4 separate regions of the Homo sapiens genome follow, and all the other regions are linked to region 3. The links are chromatin loops, found by intact Hi-C in ENCODE. Cell type or tissue: OCI-LY7. All regions are shown on one strand. Region 1 overlaps UMODL1 (uromodulin like 1). Region 2 overlaps ABCG1 (ATP binding cassette subfamily G member 1). Region 3 has its middle 7.4 kb from the start of UMODL1. Region 4 overlaps PRDM15 (PR/SET domain 15).

The links. A loop is a pair of places that touch in the nucleus more often than their neighbours do. Peaks named below come from ENCODE experiments on the same cell type or tissue, not always from the same donor. Only the 100,000 strongest peaks of a DNase experiment are listed, where the experiment ranks them.
Region 1: a loop joins it to region 3, with 4 times the contacts of the local background. A loop is called at or near these places in 14 of 110 quality-filtered maps.
Region 2: it touches region 3 in a loop (5-fold over the local background); 8 of 110 quality-filtered maps call a loop at or near these places.
Region 4: it touches region 3 in a loop (6-fold over the local background); 11 of 110 quality-filtered maps call a loop at or near these places.

What each region holds. Positions count from the first base shown.
Region 1 is chr21:42,115,668-42,120,667 of GRCh38, forward strand. It overlaps UMODL1 (uromodulin like 1), which reads left to right. Exons shown (of 23, transcript NM_001004416.3): 14 at 206-318; 15 at 3,444-3,657. Among named protein-coding and RNA genes, the nearest start is that of UMODL1-AS1, 9.6 kb to the left of the region's middle. RefSeq lists an enhancer at 4,342-5,000. In OCI-LY7, CTCF peaks have their summits at 1,954 (motif pointing left) and 2,164; DNase peaks (open chromatin) are centred at 1,934, 3,314, 4,564, 4,854 and 1 weaker place; H3K4me3 peaks cover 2,457 bases; H3K27ac peaks cover 3,461 bases.
Region 2 is chr21:42,231,399-42,236,398 of GRCh38, forward strand. All of the region lies in intron 2 of ABCG1 (ATP binding cassette subfamily G member 1), which reads left to right. Among named protein-coding and RNA genes, the nearest start is that of ABCG1, 15 kb to the left of the region's middle. RefSeq lists silencers at 3,319-3,518, 3,529-3,598. In OCI-LY7, CTCF peaks have their summits at 2,368, 2,575 and 3,673; DNase peaks (open chromatin) are centred at 1,253, 1,793, 2,343 and 3,493; H3K4me3 peaks cover 4,618 bases; H3K27ac peaks cover 5,000 bases.
Region 3 is chr21:42,061,395-42,066,394 of GRCh38, forward strand. It overlaps a transcript of UMODL1 not described here. Among named protein-coding and RNA genes, the nearest start is that of UMODL1, 7.4 kb to the right of the region's middle. RefSeq lists enhancers at 1-123, 1,104-1,273, 1,644-1,753, 2,704-2,773. In OCI-LY7, a CTCF peak has its summit at 2,532; DNase peaks (open chromatin) are centred at 197, 1,027, 1,367, 2,417 and 4 weaker places; H3K4me3 peaks cover 5,000 bases; H3K27ac peaks cover 5,000 bases.
Region 4 is chr21:41,865,815-41,870,814 of GRCh38, forward strand. The region is part of intron 1 of PRDM15 (PR/SET domain 15); the gene reads right to left. Among named protein-coding and RNA genes, the nearest start is that of PRDM15, 11 kb to the right of the region's middle. In OCI-LY7, no CTCF peak of the experiment used is centred here; DNase peaks (open chromatin) are centred at 1,117, 2,687, 3,587, 4,137 and 2 weaker places; H3K4me3 peaks cover 4,391 bases; H3K27ac peaks cover 5,000 bases.

The DNA of each region.
Region 1 (5,000 bases), 54 kb after region 3:
CACTGTGTTCAGGCTGTGTTCTGTGTCCTCTGGAATCTGATGGGCTGTGTCCCTGAGCCCTGGCACTATTCCTTCTTTCTAGAACACGGGTTGGCTTTGGTGTGATGCTCTTCCTGGACATGAAAATACATTTATTAATATTGAAATGTTAGTCTGTTATCTAATACAGCACCAATTCCAAATGTGCTTATCCTCCATCCTGCAGCAGCCCGGAAGCTCATTGGAAAGGTCAGAATCAAAAATGTCAGGTACTCAGAATCCTTTCGCAACGCAAGCAGCCAGGAGTATCGAGATTTCCTAGAACTATTCTTCAGGATGGTGAGTTGGTGATATCAGCCCTTAATTCCTTTCAGGAGGGAAAGGGTGGAAGGCTGATAGAATTCTAGGTTAGGCACGGTGGCTCACCCCTGTAATCCTAGCACTTTGGGAGGCAGAGGCGGGCAGATTGCCTGAGCTCAGGAGTTCAAGACCAGCCTGGGCAACATGGCAAAACCCCATCTCCACCAAAAAAAAAAAAAAAAAAAAAAATACAAAAAATGAGCCTGTCATGGTGGCGCATGTTTGTGACCTCAGCTACTCAGCAGGCTAAGGCAGGAGAATCTCTTGAACCCAGGAGGCAGAGGTTGCAGTAAGCCGAGATCGTGCCACTGCACTCTAGCCTGGACAACAGAGTGAAACCCTGTGGGAAAAAAAAAAAAAGAATTCTAGTCTCATCCAACTAGGAATTTGACCTATAGGTCCTATGAGCTCCTCATTTCTGAAGGAAGCCAGGACGTTAAGCTCTGGCCTGACTCCCTGAGTGTCCCTGGATCTGCCCCGGCGAAGACACGGTTAGCAGACAGGAGGCACAACTCTTCCTCTGCTGCATCCTTACTTCACACTTCACTTTCTGTCCAGTGAAACCTGTTTTTCAGTTGTGGAACCTATGAAGCAGAAAGTCCCTCCACGGTTTTTTTTTTTTAAACCTGTAAAAAATGAGATTTATTTCACAGACCATAAAATCTACTTTTAAACTGTACAATTCAGTGGTTTAGACTATTTTGCAAAATTGTGCAACCATCACTACTAATTCCAGAACATTTTCATCACCCAAAAAGAAACCTTATACCCATTAGAAGTCACTCGCAGCTGGGCATGGTGGCTCATGTCTATAATCCTAGCACTTTGGGAGGCTGAGGTGGGTGGATCGCCTGAGGTCAGGAGTTCTAGACTAGCCTGGCCAACATGGCGAAACCCCATCTCTACTAAAAATACAAAAATTAGCCGGATGTGGTGGCGGGTGCCTGTAATCCGAGGTACTCAGGAGGCTGAGGCAGGAGAATCGCTTGAAACCAGGAGGCAGAGGTTGCAGTGAGCTGAGATCTTGCCACTGCACTCCAGCCTAGGTGACAGAGCAAGACCCCATCTCAAAAACAGAAAAAAAAAAGTCACTCCCTCTCGCCACTTCCTCCAGCTCCTGGTAATCACTTATCTGCTTTTTGTCTCTATAGATTTGCCCATTGTGGACATTTCACAGAAACAGAATCATACAATATGTGACTTTTTGTGTCTGGCTTCTTTCAGTTAAAATGAGGTTTTCTGGTTTCATCCACGTGGCAGCATGTGTCAGCACTGGATTCCTTGTTATGGCTGGGGCATAACCCATGCAGTCTCATCCATTCATTCACCGAGCGCACTGGGCGGCTCCCGCCTTCTGTCTGTTATAAATAGTGCTGCAATGCCCCTGCCTCAGAGAAAGTTCTTTTCCTGCTCTTTCCTGCATTCCTCCCTGCCATCCCCTCAGCATTCTCCAGGATGCTATCTGTTACCATTTAGTGACATGCCTTCTTGTGGACTTTTTGAGGTATAGGGAGTGCCCTTGTCATAATCTAGTGATTTTGTTTGCACGGAATCTCACATTGTAGATTTCCTGAGTCTGAGCTCAGCACAGAGAGGGTTTGACATTGCCACCTAGTGGCCTGTCGTGGTAATACCGTAGCAGGGCTGCAAACCCCAGCGCTTCCCCCACAGATGAGAAGATTCGACAGCCTTTGGGAACGGCCTAGCTCATTCCCTGCTCCTGGTTTGTGCATTCAACAGTTGTTGACGGTTTGATTAATAATGTGATTTCATTGATAAGGTTAAATAGTAGTTAGAATATTAAACAACAAACACTGAATCCTTCCACCTGGCTCGAGTGGTCAAAAGAGGCAGCTCCGTTTCCTTCCCGAGTTTCTTGATTAATCTTTCCTCTTTGAACCATTTCTTCCTTTGCCCATTTTTGGGGTGTTGTTTTTCTGTTTGCCTAGAATTTCAGGACAGCAAATAATTATACAACTTAATCACAGAAGTAGGATGTTAAGAGAAATTTCGGGGGTTTCACTTGCTGATAACCGCAGACGTGGATGTCAGGAGGTGTTGGCTGCATGGCTTGGTCCCTGGCTCTTCACCACTTCCTAGCAAGGGGCCTGGAAGTTTGCTTAGAGGTTGGTTTGAAATGCAGCTAAAAGTCACATTAATCCAAGACTATGCCAGATTCCTCTGAGAGAAAGAGAGAGGGAAGAACTGATTGTGAAGATGGTCACGACAACAGTCATCTACTGAGCCAACCAAGGGCAGCTGTGGTCTCCCTGGGGTCCACAGGCTCTGAGAGGGACAATGGATCTGTTCACCTTGGTGGCCCAGAAGCCGGGAAGTGAGTCCATGACCCAGGCCTTGAGCCATCGCACCTGTGAGGACAAACCCTGGAAGTACCCATAGGAGGTTTGCACTGAGGATGATTGAAGCTCATTATAAGATTGTTTGCCTTTCTGAGTGCTTTGACCATGATGGGTTAGCATGGAATCAATCATATAGCGTGTGGTGTGTGACTGTGTCCAAAGAGACAGAGTAGAAAGCAGGGCGTTCGGGGGCAGGAACCCCCTGTCCTAATGGGGAAGTTGGAAATGCTCACAGGAAGCAGTCTGGGGAGAGGTAGGGAGGAAGAATGAAAGGGGACATGTTCTGCAGTGCCAGGAGCAAAAGAGCTGTTCCAGAGAAGGCAGCGGGAAGTGGTCTCCCTCCCCACGACCCTGCACTCAGCCCCCTGCCCTCGGTGGCTGCAAACCAGGAGTATTAGGTTCTAGAAGCCCTTGTGAGCCCCCAGCAAATTTTAAGCCCCATGAGGTAGGGTCTCTGCCTGTGCCCCCAAGTCCCACCCTCGCCCCACAGGCATCTTTCTGAAGCCGTTTACTGGTTTGGGGGGGGAAACAAGGGCTCTTCTCATATCACAGACACTCCCAGGCGTTTGTGCTGGGCTTGAAAACACAGCAGACAGGAAAGGGGCCCAGAACCAACCTGTGGCTTTTACTTTGTGCCACGGGCCAGCCCTGCTGCTGGGCAGACTGGCAGGAGGAACCGCCTTGAGACGGGCATCTGTTTCCTCTCAGCGTGGGGACCTCCTCACATGGCCTCTTTCCCCGCAGGTGCGGGGCTCCCTGCCAGCCACCATGTGTCAGCACATGGACGCTGGTGGGGTCAGGATGGAAGTCGTCAGCGTCACCAACGGCAGCATCGTGGTGGAGTTTCACTTGCTGATAATCGCAGATGTGGATGTCCAGGAGGTGTCAGCTGCATTTCTCACCGCCTTCCAGACCGTGCCTCTGCTGGAGGTGATCAGAGGCGACACCTTCATACAGGGTACGAGAGGCTGGGATGGAGCCTCTCCCGTGTTCTGGAACCAGAGGCAGCCAGAGGGCAGCCACCACCCTTCGCTTTTGAAAGATGTCGTGTTGTGCCCATGTGGTCCTTCTTCCCCCAGAATTAGATGAAGATGTGAAATAGATAGGACCCTGTCTGTCCCTCTTATTGTGATTATAATTGTGTAAAGGTTGAAGTGTTGAAAACATCTTTGGGTGAACCTGCAGATCCCCAGGGGTGCTGCTTTCTTTCCGGGTCGACTGCCCCCTCGCTGCTTGTTTCCATGGGCTGAGGGCAGATGCATCCCTCTCTGCAGCCAGACTCTCCCCCAAGCATAGTTCCCAAGGAGATCCCAGTAAAGATAATTAACGAGAAAAGCAGGGAGAAAAAGACAATTCAGATTCTTTTCTCCTATCATACTTGAACATAAATGATGAATGGCTTATAGTTACATGTATCAGAAACAAAAGACTTTTTAAAAATTGGAGATTCATATTAATTTTTTGATTTTTAGAATAAGAAGGACTTCCTAAAGAAAATACGATTTTTAGAGGAAAACGATGAGATGCTGACTGCATGCAGAGATAAATCAAAATAAAGGCACCATTTTAACGCAAAGTAAACAAAAAATTTTTCAATAATTTGGTGAAGTGTTAGTATCCCAAATATATAGAGAGATCATACAAATAGATAAATATTAAGAACCTGATGGATAAATGCACGAAAGCTCTACACAGACAAGGTATAAAAGAAGAAATATGAATGACTAACAAAGATGTGGTAACCCAAGACATCCCCATTAGAATGCATTGCACTGTTTGCCCATCAAATTGCAAACAAAAGGTCTCTTTACTGCTGACATGAATACTGGTGAAAGTGTAGTGAGGCAGGTGTTTGCACAGATTGCTGGTGGCAGAAGGATTTGCTCATGCTTCCTGGAAACCAGTTTGGTGACATAAATCAAACGCTTTCAAAGTGGCCATCCACTTGGATTCTGAAATATCAGCTCTACGACTTTGTCCTAAGGAATTTGATCTGTTTGGACCGTAGTTTAAATACAAAGATGTTCATCTTCAGTGTTACTTTAAAAGCCAAAGAGTTGGAAATCACCAATCATCCAGTAACAAAGAAGGTGCTAAGTTACCAGGTGTCCCCGCCCCGGGCTGTTATGCAATGATGAGAATAGCGGTTTGTGGATTTGCATGGAGCTAGTTGGTGGCAGAGGCAAGCTATGCTCTCAGAGCATGCCTGCATTTTAAAAGGCTGGAAGGAAATACGTCCACATGCTAACTTGCCCCTGGCCACGCTTTTCTGGTTCTTATCCATGTTCTGCAGTAAACCTG
Region 2 (5,000 bases), 170 kb after region 3:
GGCTCATCCTTGCCAAAAACCAGGAAGGGGTTAAATATTCCGGGCAGCGCCAAGTCAGATTATCTGTATTGGTTTGCTTCTACGCTATAAAAATGCATTTGGACACCTTTCTCAAATTCGGGGTTGCTTTCTCTTAATTTCTATAGCCATTTCACAAGGCCTGTAATGACAGGCCAGCTAAAGTGCATGGAAGGCATCATGAATAAATCCTTTCAGGAATTCCATTAAGGGAAGACTGGATTCCAACCAAGTGCTAGTGACTTGATCCAACCTGCTAGAACAGGGAGGGGAGGCAGCCCGGTTAAAGGCAGAGTGTGGAGATCCTGTGGCTAGGGGTTTTGAGAGGGGCAGATGCTCAGGCTGAAGGGGGATGGATAGTTCCCTAGCATAAGTGAGTTACTTTTGTGCTTCTTTGAGGCTGTTGTGCTAAAGTGGGCTTTCTTGTGGGCCCACAGGACATTTCTTTTAGTCCTTTGCCTTTAATGGAGGTGACAGCTGACCCCTGGTGCAGTGTCGTGGCCCCAGGCCACTTGCAGGGATGGCTTGCTTGAGGCTGGGGCATTGACAAAGAGTCTGCCTTGGAGAATTCAGAGGACTGGAGAACCCTTCTCTTCCCCGCTGGGGCCAGTTCCTAGGTTCTCAGTGGCCCCCAGGTGGGTGGGCTACCACTCAGGCCCTGAGGGGTAGCACTCCTTTGGTGATGAGGTCTTCTGGAACAGTTCTGACCCCTCTGCCTTACAGGGCCCCAAAGAGGCTTTGAAAAAATTTTGAGAATGGACCAACTCTCACAGCAGATTCATGAGAGTTGAATGTTTAGCCGCCATGTGCAAGACCAAAGGGGTTTGCTACTTTCTTGGACAGGCTTCATATCCAAGGGGTCTAGATGCTCCCCTCCAGCCAGCACATTTTCTCCCTGTGAGCACGTTGCAAGGGAAACCAAACCCTCACCAGCTTGGGCCTGGGATCTGGGTGTGTGACTCCTTAGTGTGGCGTTGTTAGCGGTGGCAGCCTCCCTGGACAAGGCTCAGATGGCTCTGCCAACATTGGCCTTGGGGTCTGCTTTTCTCTTTGCCACCCTCAGATTGGCAGGTTCTTTATTTGGACATGTTAATACTTTGTCATTTTCCCAGAGAGTGCTCCTGTTCTTGAACCATCTGGCCCCTTCAGTGCAACTCTGTAGGACTGTGCTCTGCTCCGTGGGGGTTGGTGTCACTGTTTAACTGCTGGAGGATGTTCTTACCACAATCGTTTTCACCTGCATGGTGGGTGCCCCCCTGCCTTCCTCTACTGCCTTGAATAGGCTTGTATCTTGAAAAGTTCACGTTCTCAAATGGAGGCCCTCCCTATAAACCAGAACCTAATCCACCAGTCCAAGAAATCACCAAAGGTGACATTTTGCTGAACATGACACCGTTTCTTTTGTTTATAAATTGGCAGGAAGAAAAATGTTTAGTAACCATACACCTGCTCTTTCTGAGTTCAGTTCTAGAATCAACAGATTAGCTATGAACAAAGAAAACCATGTGGGTCAGATTAAATATATCCTGAAGGACTAAACCGTAAAACTAGGGATTTGTCATGGAGGTGCATTCATCAAACTCAGTTGATGAAGTTCCAACACCTGCATAGGAAACTTACTCTCAAATACAATGTACCCAGTGCCGACTGTTTTTGCTCACATTGTGAAAAAACGCAAAAAGATGGGTTTTCAGTCATGAGTGGTGGCGGGTGGGCCTGCAGGGATCCAGTCTGACCTGCAGCCAAGAGTTTCACTTCCCACTTTGTCAGCTGTGTGCTGTTTGTCACCTCCGTGCTCTGTGGGGTAAATGGCATTTGGTGTCAAAAGTAAGACACACCAGGGTGACTTCAGGGCTGTGATTACATCCAGCTGAGACCTATATTTAGAGTCCAAATCTTGGAGCCAAAAGGAGTCGTGCTGCCGTAGCCCGCCCTCCTGCCCCGTGGAGGGAGCCTTCTTGCACCATTTCTGACAAGGGACAGCCAGCTTCTGTCTGAGCACTTCCAGCAACCAGGAACTGACACCTCCCAGGCAGCCGGGCTATGTTTGCACAACCCTCATTCTTAGAAAATGCTTCTGTCTGTTGAGCTGCAATCTGTATTTGAGCAATGTTCATTTGTGGATCCAGGTTCTGTTTTTTGAAACTCCGTAGACCAAGTTAATCTTGGTCTTGAAATAAGCTCACAAATCAAGGGGAAAAGCCCAGCCAAGTACAGAACAATAACCAAATACATTACAATCCAGAGCTACCTTGAGAGGAGGAAATAAGAAGCACATGGCCCTTGCAGGAAATGAGGTCAGAGTCCTGCTTTGGGAGGTGGGCATCACTGCGGCATCCGCAGGGTGCAGGTCAGTGGGCAGGCGCCCCTGCTGGAAGGTTCTTGCTGTCTGTAAACTGATAAGGGTGGAACCCGCTGGAAGGGCAGAACCTGAGTCACGTTCTTTCTGTTTCTTTTACTGTTATAAGGCAACTTGGTGCCTTCCAACCAAAAAAGTCCCCCTCTCTGATATCTCAACTGCCTGTCTTGAAAGTGAACCTTTTGGCAGGAGTTTTTATGGGATTTCTCAGTTGTTATTTCTCTCCTCCCACTGTTTTGGGAGAAGTGTTTTTTTTTGTTGTTGTTGTTTTAATTAAAAATAACTGGTGTTTACTGAGCAAATCGTGTTTGCTTTATTTGGCGCTTTGCCTCATTAAGCCTTTGGGGAGCAGCATGGGACACACATCAGTATGGGCATCTTCTCCAGAAGGGAAGGAGGGTGGAGGGGGAACGAGGGCCTGCCCAGGACCGCTGGCAGGTAGGGGGCAGGTCCAGGACTGGACTTAACACCTGGAGTCCCAACTCCCTGCCTCTATAAGCGCCACTGAGAACTCATCTCTTTGCAATCGCTCAGACCCAGATAATAAAATAAGCTGGGTTGAGTTTTCCTTACCCAAGACATAAACCCCAAACCCTGCTGACAATGAGGAGCTACAAAAGGCCTCTCCTCCTCCTGGGGCACGTGTTCCGGGAATTCTTTCATGGATGCAGGTATGGGGGCATCTTTGGCCTCTGTCCTTTGTCTGGAGCTCCCCGCACCTGGCTGGGGGCTGCACTGGACACCTCTGCCCACCCTGGCCCTGGGGTTATCAGGCCACCTGGCCTCCACCCAGACGTTCCCTCCCAGGGCGGGATTCATCCTGGCCCGTGGTGATGTGCAGGCTCCCGGAAGGCCGGGCTCTGCCCACTAAGTGTCAGCTCTAACGCAGGCTCTCCATACTGAGTAAAAAAGCCCGTCCTTTCTCTGGCTGGTGCAGGTGCTGACTCTGCAGGCCTGTGGACGCAGGGTGACGTTCGCGCTCTTGCCCGAGCTCAACGCCCGGGAGAAAACAGCGCTGCCGGAGCCCCTCGCGCGCGCAGGTGCGGGCGGGGCGGGTGCGCGCTGCCGCGCGTGTGCAGCGCCCGCCCATCCGCCGCCACCGCCCGCGCCGGGGTTACTACCGGTCAACGCTCGCTAGTAACCTCCGCGGCGGAGCGGCGGCGCGGGGAGCGGCGCGATTGGCTGCGGGCGCCCCGCGCTGTTGCCAAGCGCGAGGAGGCAGCTGCAGCCCCGAGCGGGGTCGCAGCCTCCCTGGGACAGGGGCGGCCCTATGCATAGGGGATCACCCGGGCCATGCAAATCCCGGCGCCCCGCGCGTGCTGGTGTTCTCCTCCCCAGGTCCAGGAACACCGGTCCAGGAAGCCTGAGAGCGCTGGCAGTAGGAAGGGTCGCCAGTGTGGACCTGAGGGTGGAGGTGTTGCCACCCGGGGCGGCCTGCGCTCCATTCAGGCTTGAGCGGTGACTGGGAGACCCCGGGAATGGAAATGGCGCTCAAATGCTGGTGTGGTGTCCGCAGGGGAACGGCCCGCGGGTGTGTGGAGTCTGCGCCCCTGTGGCTTCAGCTGCGTCGGGGGACTGCGGGAATCTTCCAGACTCCAGTTTAAATCAGAGAGGTGTGTCCACGAAAAGAGTCAAACTAAAACATTTAAAGAGATTTATCCTGAGTGACCATGGCCCGTGACACAGCCTCAGGAGACCAGGAGAACACGTGCCCAAAGGGGTCGGGAACAGCTTGGTTTCATACTTTTAGGGAGACGTAAGACAGTGATCAATATTTAAGATGTACATTGGTTCCGTCTAGAAAGGTGGGACAGCCCAAAGGGGGACTTCCAGGTTATAGGTAAATTTAAATTTTTTTCTAATTGGTTAAGTTATTATCGATAGAAAGGGATGTCTGGGTTACGATACGGGGCTGTGGGGACCTAGGTTGTATCATGCGGATGAGGCCTCCAGGCAGCAGGCTTGAGAGAGAACAGACTGTAAATGCTTCGTATCAGACTTAAGGTCTGTGTTGATGTTAATGTTACAGGCTACGATAAGGCATGTCAGACGGACCGCCACTTCCCGTCATGGCCTGAACCAGTCTTTCAGGGGAAATTTTAGAGTGCCCTGGCCAAGGAGGGAGTCCATCCCCATGGTTCAGGGGGCCTTTGAATTTTATTTTTGATTTACAGGTCTTTACTTCAGGTGGCACAATTTTCCTAGGAGACAGTTGATTTTTGATTCCTTATAAAACGTGCTGGTTTTGTTTTTAGCTGACAGTGTGGGGTGAAGCTGTAAGGGAGCCAGGGCCTCCTGGGGTTGATCCAAGCATGTCTGAGCCTTCTCTGGGGTCAGCACTGAAAAGTGGCCAGGGTGGGGTTTGGAACCTTGGAATTGCCCTTGGGAATCTGCAGCGTTGGCTCCGCTAAGCCGGCTGGAATCCGGAGATCATGCGGCAAGGTCACGCTTCCCGGCTGCCTGCCGAGTCACTTCTACCCTAGGCAGGTTAGAGGCAAGGACAGATGACAGCTGAACTTTACGGAGTGTTTTCCAGGGCATCTATTACAGTTTTGTGTGTGTGAACCCAAAAGTGTGATAACAAACATCATTTCCATCAGCTGTACTGTGTTTGAGTATCCGC
Region 3 (5,000 bases):
AGCTGAAGAAAAACCCGGCACATCCACGGGGAGTTCGTGCTGGTGTCTTCTCTCTCTCTTTTCCTCTCCTTTCTTATATGTTGGGTTCTTCTCAAATGTGAATTTTCTGTATCAGCATCCCTCCTGCCTGCCCATACCCTCCTCCCACCACCCAAGTCTCACTTCCTGTTTTCGGCCTTTCGCCTGAACTGCTTCAGAAGTTGAAACCCCACAGGGCTGGGCCTGCCCCTGCGAGGCATGTTTTTTTTCTGGAAGGAGGAAGCGGCAACGGGTTACAGGCTGGAGGCTGTCCCTGTGCTCAGATCCCACACACGTCCCCAGCAAGCCCCAGCCCCTGCCCTGCGGGAAGTGGGGTCTTGAACACTGCCCCGTGGGGCTCTCTCAGGGGCAGGTGAGGCAGCGTCTTCTCGCGCCCTCATTTCCCTCAACTTATCTCCAGGGCAAAATCCTATGCAGTGGCACCCAGTGGCCGGCCCTGACTTTGATCTTGGGTGCTTTCTTCTCCACCCAAAAGGCTCTGAGGTCATCTCTGTATCAGAAAATCAGCAAGATCTGCAGCGGGACAGTGGGGACTGATGGCCACTGTCATCAGCATCATGGTGAGCACTTGAGCTGTGGTTTCCTCAGGACAAATTGGCCTTCCCCACGTGAACTCGCGGCAGGCAGAGAATCTAGGTTGGGACCCTGGACTGCACCCGGTGCTGGGCTCCTGGCCTTTTCCCTCTCCGCCCTGCTAAGGCTGCTGTGCCGAGCCCTGGGACCATCCAACAGGGAGAAAGGCCTTGGGACAAAAATGACACTTTCTCAACATCACCCACTGTTGAGGTTACAAGAAGCAGAGAGTGTGAGAACGTTTCCAAATGAAAGTGGGGGAAGGATCGCAAAGAAGCAAGTTAGTTAGGGCTGTGCCCAGCCAGCGCCAGTGCCAACGCCGAGCCGCCTCTGCAGGGGAAACCGAAGCAGATGTGGTGAGATAATACATCCAACCCTGAGTGCTACTCTAACCTGCCAGAGGCGGAGGGTTCTCAGTGAGATGAAAGCATTACAGATGCGTTAGATCTAAGGGAGGGGCCTGCAGATGCGCAGCTGGCAGAGAAACCAGGGAGGGGCTGAACTGTCAGTCGCGACCACCAGGGATCTGAATCAGTTCACCGACAGCCTTGGGGACATTCACCTTGGGCTCCACAACCTGTCAGAAATGCCCCCAAGCCCAAAGGCGTCGAGAGAATGGCCAGGTTGTTTCAGATTGACACATATCCTAATGTACAAGTCAGCCCACACACCCCACGTGCACTGAGCGTCTCTTGTTGTTCACCCCAAATAAACTCTGCCGGAACTGGGGCGGGACTCGCAGGGGCGGAGAAGGGGGGAGACGGGCAGAGGGCAGAAGTGGATGGTGAGAAGAGCCAATGGAGGGGCCCCGTGAGAGTGAGCAAGGCTGCACCCCTAACCGACGTCCTGGGGCTACTGTACAAACAAAGAACCACAGGCTGGGAGGCTGAACAACAGACCTGCACTCTCTCGCAGCTCGGAGGCTGCAGGTCTGAAATCGAGGGGCTGACAGCGCTGGTTTCCTCTGGAGGCTGCGAGGGAGAAACCGTCCCCTGCCTCTCCCAGGCTCTGGGGTGAGCCCTTCCTGGCATCCCGGGCTCATTGTAGATGGATCACTCCAATCTCCATGGCTTCTCAGGGCTTCCCTCCATGCACCTCAAATCTCTCTCTCCTTCCTTTTGTAAGGATGCCAGTCATTGGATTTAGGTTCACCTTAAATCCAGGATGATCTCATCTAAATTACATCTGCAAAAAGACCCTTTTTCCAAGTAAGTTGACATTCACAGGTACCTGGGGTTAGGATTGGACATATCTTTTGCAGGGGTGCAGGGGGCTGCCACTGAGCCCGCTGCACAGGGTGACCTGGGCCAAGGGCCCTTCACTTTCACTTCCTCATTGGCAAGCTGCCCTGTGTTTGGACTGGGTCGAGGCTGTCAACCTTGCTGCCCCTCGGAGTCCCCCCTGGTGTCCCCCAAACAGATTCTAAGCTGCTTTCCTGGGGCTGGAGGCCAGGCATTGGGATTTTTTAAAGAGCTTCCCAGCAGGTGAGCAGCCTTTCATGGGTATCAGGAGACCTTCCTGGCAAATGTGGTGAAGGTCCTTCCTCCTGAGCGATGCCTTAGACCCAGGAGCCCAGGGAGGCTGCTCACCTGATCGTTAGGACAGGAGCAGTGGAAACCTCTGGCCTCAGACCCCCTGGAGGAATCCCTCCCTCTAAGACTCTGGGACTGGTGCACGCAAGGAGCTATCGTGAACATTGCTCCCAACTGGCCGCTTGCTTGTCCCCCGGCTCCCCTTGGCCCCAGTGGCGGCTTTGCCTGAATTAGAGGGCGTGAGAGCCACCTGTGTCTCAGCACTGCAATTAAAGCAGGAAGCCCTTTCGGAAGCAGCCGTGTGCACCAGCCTCCCATGGGTGGAGCAGAGCAAACCACCCACTTCTGCCCTCTGCCCTTCTTCCCTTTTCTCGACACCCTGCGGCCCCCCAGTTTCAGCAGAGTTTATTTGGGGTGAAAAACAAGAGATGCTCAGCGCCTGTGGGATGTGTGGGCTGACTCGTACATTAGGATGTGTGTCAATCTGAAATAACCTGGCCGTTATATGGATGCCTTGGGGCTTGGGGGGTTTCTGGCAGTCTGTCGAGCCCGAGGTGAATGTCCCCAAGGCTGCTGGTGAATCAGATCCCTGGCGTTCTCCGTTGGCAGTTCAGCCCAACAGTTTCTCTGCCGGCCGTGCCTCTGCAGGTCCCTCCTCTGATCTGATTGGATTAATATTTGAATCAATAGACTGAGTCAAGCAGAATGTGGGTGGGCCTCATGCAATCAGCTGAAGCCCTGAAAAGAGCAAAAGGGCTGCCCCTTCCCCCGAGGAGGAGAGAACCCCTCCTGCCGGACGGCCTCCGAACTGGAACATCAGCTTTTTGCTGCCTTTGGACTTGAACTGAAACATTACCTCTCCCTGGGTCTTGAGTCTGCCTACGTTGGCACGGGAACTACACGTTGGCTCTCTTGGGCCCCAGCTTGCTGACTCACCTTGCAGGTGGTGGTGGACTTGTCAGCTCCGTAACTGTGTGAGCCAATTTCAATTTCTTAGAATCACAAATTTCTTTCTTTCTTTTCTTTTTTTCTTTTGAGACAGAGTTTCGCTTTAGTTGCCCAGGCTGGAGTGCAAAGGTGTGATCTCGGCGCACTGCAACCTCTGCCTCCAGGTTCAAGCGATTCCCCTGCCTAAGCCTCCTGAGTAGCTGGGACTGCAGGCGCCCAACACCACACCTGGCTAATTTTTGTATTTTTAGTAGAGATGGGTTTTTGCCATGTTGGCCAGACTGGTCTCTAACTCCTGACCTCAGGTGATCTGCCCGCCTCAGCCTCCCAAAGTGCTGGGATTACAGGCGTGCACCAACATGCCCGGCCCACAAATTTCTTTCTTTTCTTTTCTTTTTTTAAAATCAGTTTTCTGTTTCTCTGGAGAATCCTGACAAAGAGCGCATATCTGAGAATTTTAAAATCATTTATTGGAACTATTGAATCTGTTGTATTCTGTTTTTACTTTTGAAAATCCTTGCGGCTGGGGGAATGTACACCTTCTCTCTTTTCCTCTTAAACATTAAAGCCTGATTCGAGGTAGAGGCAACTCACTGTTGTGATGTCCTTTTATCCCAACCTCAGCCCCGGCAGAAAGACTCCGCGCCTTGGGACATTGGTGTTTTCCAGGAGTGACTGTGCTGGGGCAGCTGCCTGTTGCGATGAGGGCTGGCGGGGAACGATCCCCTCTGAGTTTGGCGTCACTTATTTGGAACCCTCCAGCAGAAAGCTTTCTAAGATGCCACACTATAAACTCATTCATGCAGTTATTGCGTTTCAGTTCAGATTCTATTGCTCTTGCTTCATTATTTCAAAGCCACATGATGATATCCATTACTGGGTGCAGAATGGCCCTGATGGGTCTAGAAGCACCGTGGTCTGACCCGTCCTAAGAGATGATCCAGTCACGAAATGCTGGTGCAGGTGTGGATCGAGCCAGTTATCTTCACTATCTGGAAACAAGACCCTGAAGTCCAGGTGGCCAAGGACTGCACCAGATCTCTTTCTTTTTTTTTCTTTTTTTTTTTTTGAGGCGGAGTCTCGCTCTGTCACCCTGACTGGAGTACAGTGGCATGATCTTGGCTCACTGCAACCTCCGACTCCCTGGTTCAAGCGATTCTCCTGCCTCAGCCTCCCGAGTAGCTGGGATTACAGGCATGCACCCCCATGCCCAGATTTTGTATTTTTAGTGGAGAGGGGGTTTCACCATGTTGGCCAGGAGGGCCTCGATCTGCTGACCTTGTGATCTGGCCGCCTCAGCCTCCCAAAGTGTTGGGATTTCAGGAGTGAGCCACTGCACTCAGCCTGCACCAACTTTTACAGACAGGCTGGAGTCCTGTCTAGAAGTCAGGACACCAGGCCTGGCTGGCACCCTATTCTCCAGACCACGCTGCCCTCCGCAGCCAGGTCCCAGGACCCAGACATAGGTGGATTTTTGTTTCTGACTTGCATTCGCTCTTTTACATGAACCGTGAATTCTTTGTCCTAACGTTATTGTTAGGGCGACAGCATTCCTGATCGTGGTGCTAATGCGGTTATCAATAGGCTCCAAAGCTTATCCTTGATGCTCACGATCTCAGAGTTGGAAGAGGCCCTGGCAAGCACCCAGGCCAGTCTTCTCTGGTAAGTGCCCTATGCCCTTAAAACCACCTCAGGATTTCAAGGACAGAGACAAATTAAAAATAGAGGCTTAATTCTCCTGATTGAAAAGAAGGGAAGAGATTTTTCTCTCCTTTTTCTCTGAGCATTACTCTTTATTTATTTATTTATTTTTTGAGACGGAGTCTCGCTCTGTCGCCCAGGCTGGAGTGCGGTGGCGCAATCTCGGCTCACTGCAACCTCCACCTCCTGGGTTCAAGCAATTCTCCT
Region 4 (5,000 bases), 200 kb before region 3:
GCTCACTATAGCCTCAAACTCGTGACCTCCTGCGATCCTCCAGCTTCAGCCTCTCAAGTAGCTGGGACTACAGGCACGCACCACCATGCCCAGCTAATTTTTTAATTTTTTGTAGAGATTTGGTCTCACTATGTTGGCCAGACTGGTCTCAAACTCCTGGCCTCAAGCAATCCTCCTGCTTCAGCCTCCCATTTTGGATTACAGGTATGAGACCCCACGCCCAGCCTCTACTAGATCTTTAACCATGAAAGACAGAAGCTTAAAAGTGACTTTTCCACTCACTCCTTTTGTTCAATTCTTATGTATTTTGTATGTAGCACCCTATGTATAAGAGAGCCCTGATAAATCTTTTGACCTGACACCTTCTTCACCTCCAGATAATTAAGAGTGGTTGGAAAGTTCCAAATGTTTCATTTGCACAAGTTACGCCAAGAAAGTTCAGAAGTTTAGTCAGATTAGCACTAAGATCTGGAGGAGAAATTTTACATGTTCCATATAAAAAGGGATTTTAAACTTTTATATTATTGTTTTCGATATTTACAAAGCACCTAGCAAGGTTCCAATGCTACCACAATGACCTGCGCTTGGCCTCTGCCATCCCCCGTCCATGACAGGAGGTGGCCCCGGCCTGGGGTCTCTCTCCTTAGTGGCCTCCAGGGACCACCCTGGTCTGGCTTTGGCCAGGCCGCTGCCTTCCCTCCACTTGACACTAAGCCTGTGTATGGGGTTCCTGGTTCACGTACTTGAAAGAAAGTTCAAACAAAGCCTGTGCTACTGAAGAAATCTTGCAAGCCAACAATGCTGTTCTTGGAATCTGCAGCCTGGCACCCACAAGACCATCTTATCAGCTCAAACAAAACGAAGTCCATTTCTTGTCCAGATATTCGTGGGACACCTAACATGGCCAGCTGGTGTTGAAGGGGCTGTTCATTTGGGGCAGCAGAACGAGCACAACGCTTCCCCCCTTCCACACACACTACACAACAGAGGGTGCGACCGGGGCCTGCACAGGGGAAGCCAGAGAGGGCTGGTAGAGCCCAGATCCGGCTGGACCACCTGACCCGCATCTTGATTCCTGGGGAGACGCCACAACACCTCCACTCCCTGGGGAGACCCTACTCACTCCCTTCTCAGTACAAACAGGGAAAGGTCTAGAACAAGGAATCCGAACTTTCTGTTGTTACCAGATGGGTGGATGGGTTCAACCACAACCTGCTCGCCTAGCAGGGTGACCTCCCCAGACAGGGCTAAGGGAGCAGGGACTCCTTTCTGTGCTGAGCTCTGAGATGTGGGGAGATGCCCGACACCCTCAGCCCAGAAAGCCCAGAAACCTCACTGACTATCTGAGTTTTGCACAGATTTTCTATTCACACACAGAGTGACCCTGCAGAAGGCAGCCACTCAGGGGCCTCTGCTGCGCCGGTAGTCAAACTTCGTAACACCAAAAGGAGTTAAGATGCAACTCCTTTCTACTCTAGCCCTGACCTCCTCCGTTCGCAATCTTCCCCAGGGCTGGGGGCAGATTTTCCTGGTTCCCCCAGGAAAAGTTTTGTGCAAAGGGTCCTGAAAGCAGTGAAAGGAAAGCAAGCTGAGGCTCTACACACTTCAGCAGAACAGGTGAAACATACATGTTGAAGAGACAGAGTCTCACTATGTTGCCCAGGCTGGAGCGCAGTGGTTTTTCACAGGCGTGAACATAGCGCACTACAGCCTCAAACTCCTGGGCACAAGCGACCCTCCTGCCGCAGCCTCCGCATAGCTGGGAGTACAGCCGTTGTGCCCAGCTTGAAAAACCGTTTTGAGGATTATTTATTAATATGATCTGCAAAGGCTGAGGAGGTTTAGAAAAAGCTACTGGTTTTGAAATATTAGGAAATGAAAGCTTCATGATTTTAAAAGACACATGTCTGGAGAAAATCTTCTCCATCTGTACAATTTTGTCATTTCAAGAATGTCACATAGGCTGGCACAGTGGCTCATGCTTGTAATCCCAGCAGTTTGGGAGGCCAAGGCAGGTGAATCACCTGAGGTCAGGAGTTCAAGACCAGCCTGGCCAACATGGCAAAACCCCATCTCCACTAAAAATACAAAAATTAGCCAGGTGTGGTGGTGGGCGCCTGTAATCCCAGCTACTTGGGAGGCTGAGGCAGGAGAATCACTTGAACCTGGGAGGTGGATGCTGCAGTGAGACGAGATCCACTGCAGCCTGGGCAACATTGTCTCAAAAAAAAAAAAAAAAAGAATGTCATATAAATGAAATCAGACAGCCTGTGACCTTTGAGATTGGCTTTTTCTAACTGAAATAATGCCCTTGAGATCCCTCCAGGATGTTGCCTCTATCAAAAGCTCATTCCTTTATATTGCTGAATAATATTCCATGATTCGAGTGCATTACCGTTTGTTTAGCAATTCACTCACTCATGGAAGGACACTTGCAATTTTTCCCACACGGGGCTGTTACAAATAAAGCTGTTAGGAGCAATCGTGTACAGGTTTTTTTGTACATACGTTTTCATTTCTCTGAGGTAAATGCCCAGGAGTGCAATGACTGGGTCATCTGTTAGGAGGATGTTTCGTTTTTGAATAAACTGACAGGCTGTTTTCCAGAGAGGCTGCAGCACTTTGCACCTCCCACCAGAGACACAGGAGAGATCCAGTTTCTCGGCGGCCTCACCAGCATCTGGTGGGTCACTATTTTTTATTTTAGTCATTCTGGCAGATGTGAAGTGGTGTCTCCTTGTGGTTTTAATTTGCATTTCCCTAGTGGCTAAAGACGCTGAACATCTTTTCACGTGCTTGTAGGCCACATGTATTAATATTAATAAATCCTCTTCAGTAAAAGGTCTCTGCATCTTTTGCCCATTTTCCTTTTTCTTTTTCTTTTTTTTTTTTTTTTGAGATGGAGTCTCCCTGTCACCCAGGCTGGAGTACAGTGGCATGATCTCAGCTCACTGCAACTTCCACCTCCCAGGTTCAAGCAATTCTCCTGCCTCAGCCTCCAAGTAACTGGGAGTACAGGTGCCCACCACCATGCCCAGCTAATTTTTGTATTTTTAGTAGAGATGGGGTTTCACCATGTTGGCCAGGCTGGTCTCGAACTCCTCACCTCGTGATCCACCCGCCTCGGCCTCCCAAAGTGCTGGGATTCCAGGCATGAGCCACTGCGCCCGGCCCTCTTGCCCGTTTTCTAGTTGGACTGACAGGGTTATTTTACGGTTGTGCTTGAGAGTTCCTTATCTGTATATATAGATGCTTTGTCGCATGTAGTTTGCAAGTATTTTCTCCCTGTCTGGGGCTTGTCTTTCCATTCCTCCCACTCCCAGTTTAAGGGTCTTCTGCAGAGCAATGGTTTTTAATGTTGTTGAAGTCAAATGGATGGACCTTCCCTTTCACAGACTATGCTTGTGATTACCACATCTAAGACCTCTCTTCACCAAGCCCAAGGTTCCAAAGACTTTCTCCTACGTTTCTTAGAAAAGGCTTTAAGAGGGAGTCTCACTCTGTCGCCCAGGCTAGAGTGCAGTGGCGCGATCTCGGCTCACTGCAACCTCCACCTCCAGGGCTCAAGCGATCTTCCTGCCTCAGCCTTCCGAGTTGTTAGACTACAGGCACACATCACCGGCTATTTTTTTTTTTTTTTTTTTGAGACATGGTGGAGTTTCACTGTTATTGCCCAGGCTGGGGTCCAATGGTGCGATCTCGGCTCACCACAACCTCCGCCTCCCAGGTTCAAGTGATTCTCCTGCCTCAGCCTCTGGAGTAGCTGGGATTACAGGCATGCACCACCACGCCTGGCTAATTTTGCATTTTTAGTAGAGACGGGGTTTCTCCATGTTGCCAAAGCTGGTCTTGAACTCCTAGGCTCAAGCCATTTATCCACCTCGGCCTCCCAAGTGCTGGGATTACAGGCGTGAGCCACCAGGCCCAGCTAGAAAAGTCTTATAAGTATACATCTTACATTTAAATCTGTTATCCAATCTGAATTAATTTTTGTATAAGCTGAGAGGCTGAGGCTGAGGTCCACCTTTTTGTCTACAACGCCCCATGGCCTCGGCACTGCTGACTGGCTTCTGCGCCTCTGTCAAAGCCGGATGCCCACACTTACGTGCATCTATGCCTGGGTCTCCCTTCTAGTCCACTGATCTCTCCAGCAGCACCACGCTCGGCGGAGCCCAGTCAATGCAGTCTTGATGACTGCAGCTTTAATCAAGTCTCAGAGCTGGGCAGAATGGTTCCTCCCACTTTATTCTTCTTTTGCAACGTTGTTCCAGCCATTCTATTCTAGTTCCTTTGCCTTTCCATATAAACTTGAGAACAATCTTGGTTTAAGCCATAAAAATTCTTGCTCAGATTCACATATGTAATTTTAGTAACATTTTATTAATCCAGTACACCCAAAATATTATGTCAACATCTATTAATATAAACAAAGAAAAGATACAATATAAAAAAAGTATTAAGGAATTTTTTTCATACTAAGCCTTAGCAATCCAGTGTGTATTTTACCCTTTCAGCTTCTTAATTTGGACCAGGCACATCTCAAGTGCTCAGAAGCCAGCCCTGGTCTGGAGGCTCAGGGAGTTTTTGTTGAAGCAGGAGGAGCATCTTTCCCGCTGGGCACACGGCCTCGTGACAATATTAAAAGCACTCAGGGAAAACCCACTAACGGAAAAAGCAAACGTATTTTCAAAAATATGCGCCGCAGAACCATCCTGAAAAATGCTGTGGGTGGGCTTCAGGGGGCTAGCGGGTGGGTGGAGACGGACTCTGACTAAGTCAGTTTGTGACACCCTGCAGATTCCCACTCTGGAGTCACGACACACACAGGCACGGCAGAGGCCCCGAAAAGTCCTTCAACAAAAATCTCTGCTGAGATGTGTTCTGTCCAGCAGGTGCCCGAATTTATTTGGGCAAAGAGCACCTTTTGCACACGCTGATGAACGTGCTCAAGAAGGATGGTCCACACTGCAGACTCCCGGGGTCAGCAAAGGGGCAGGGCC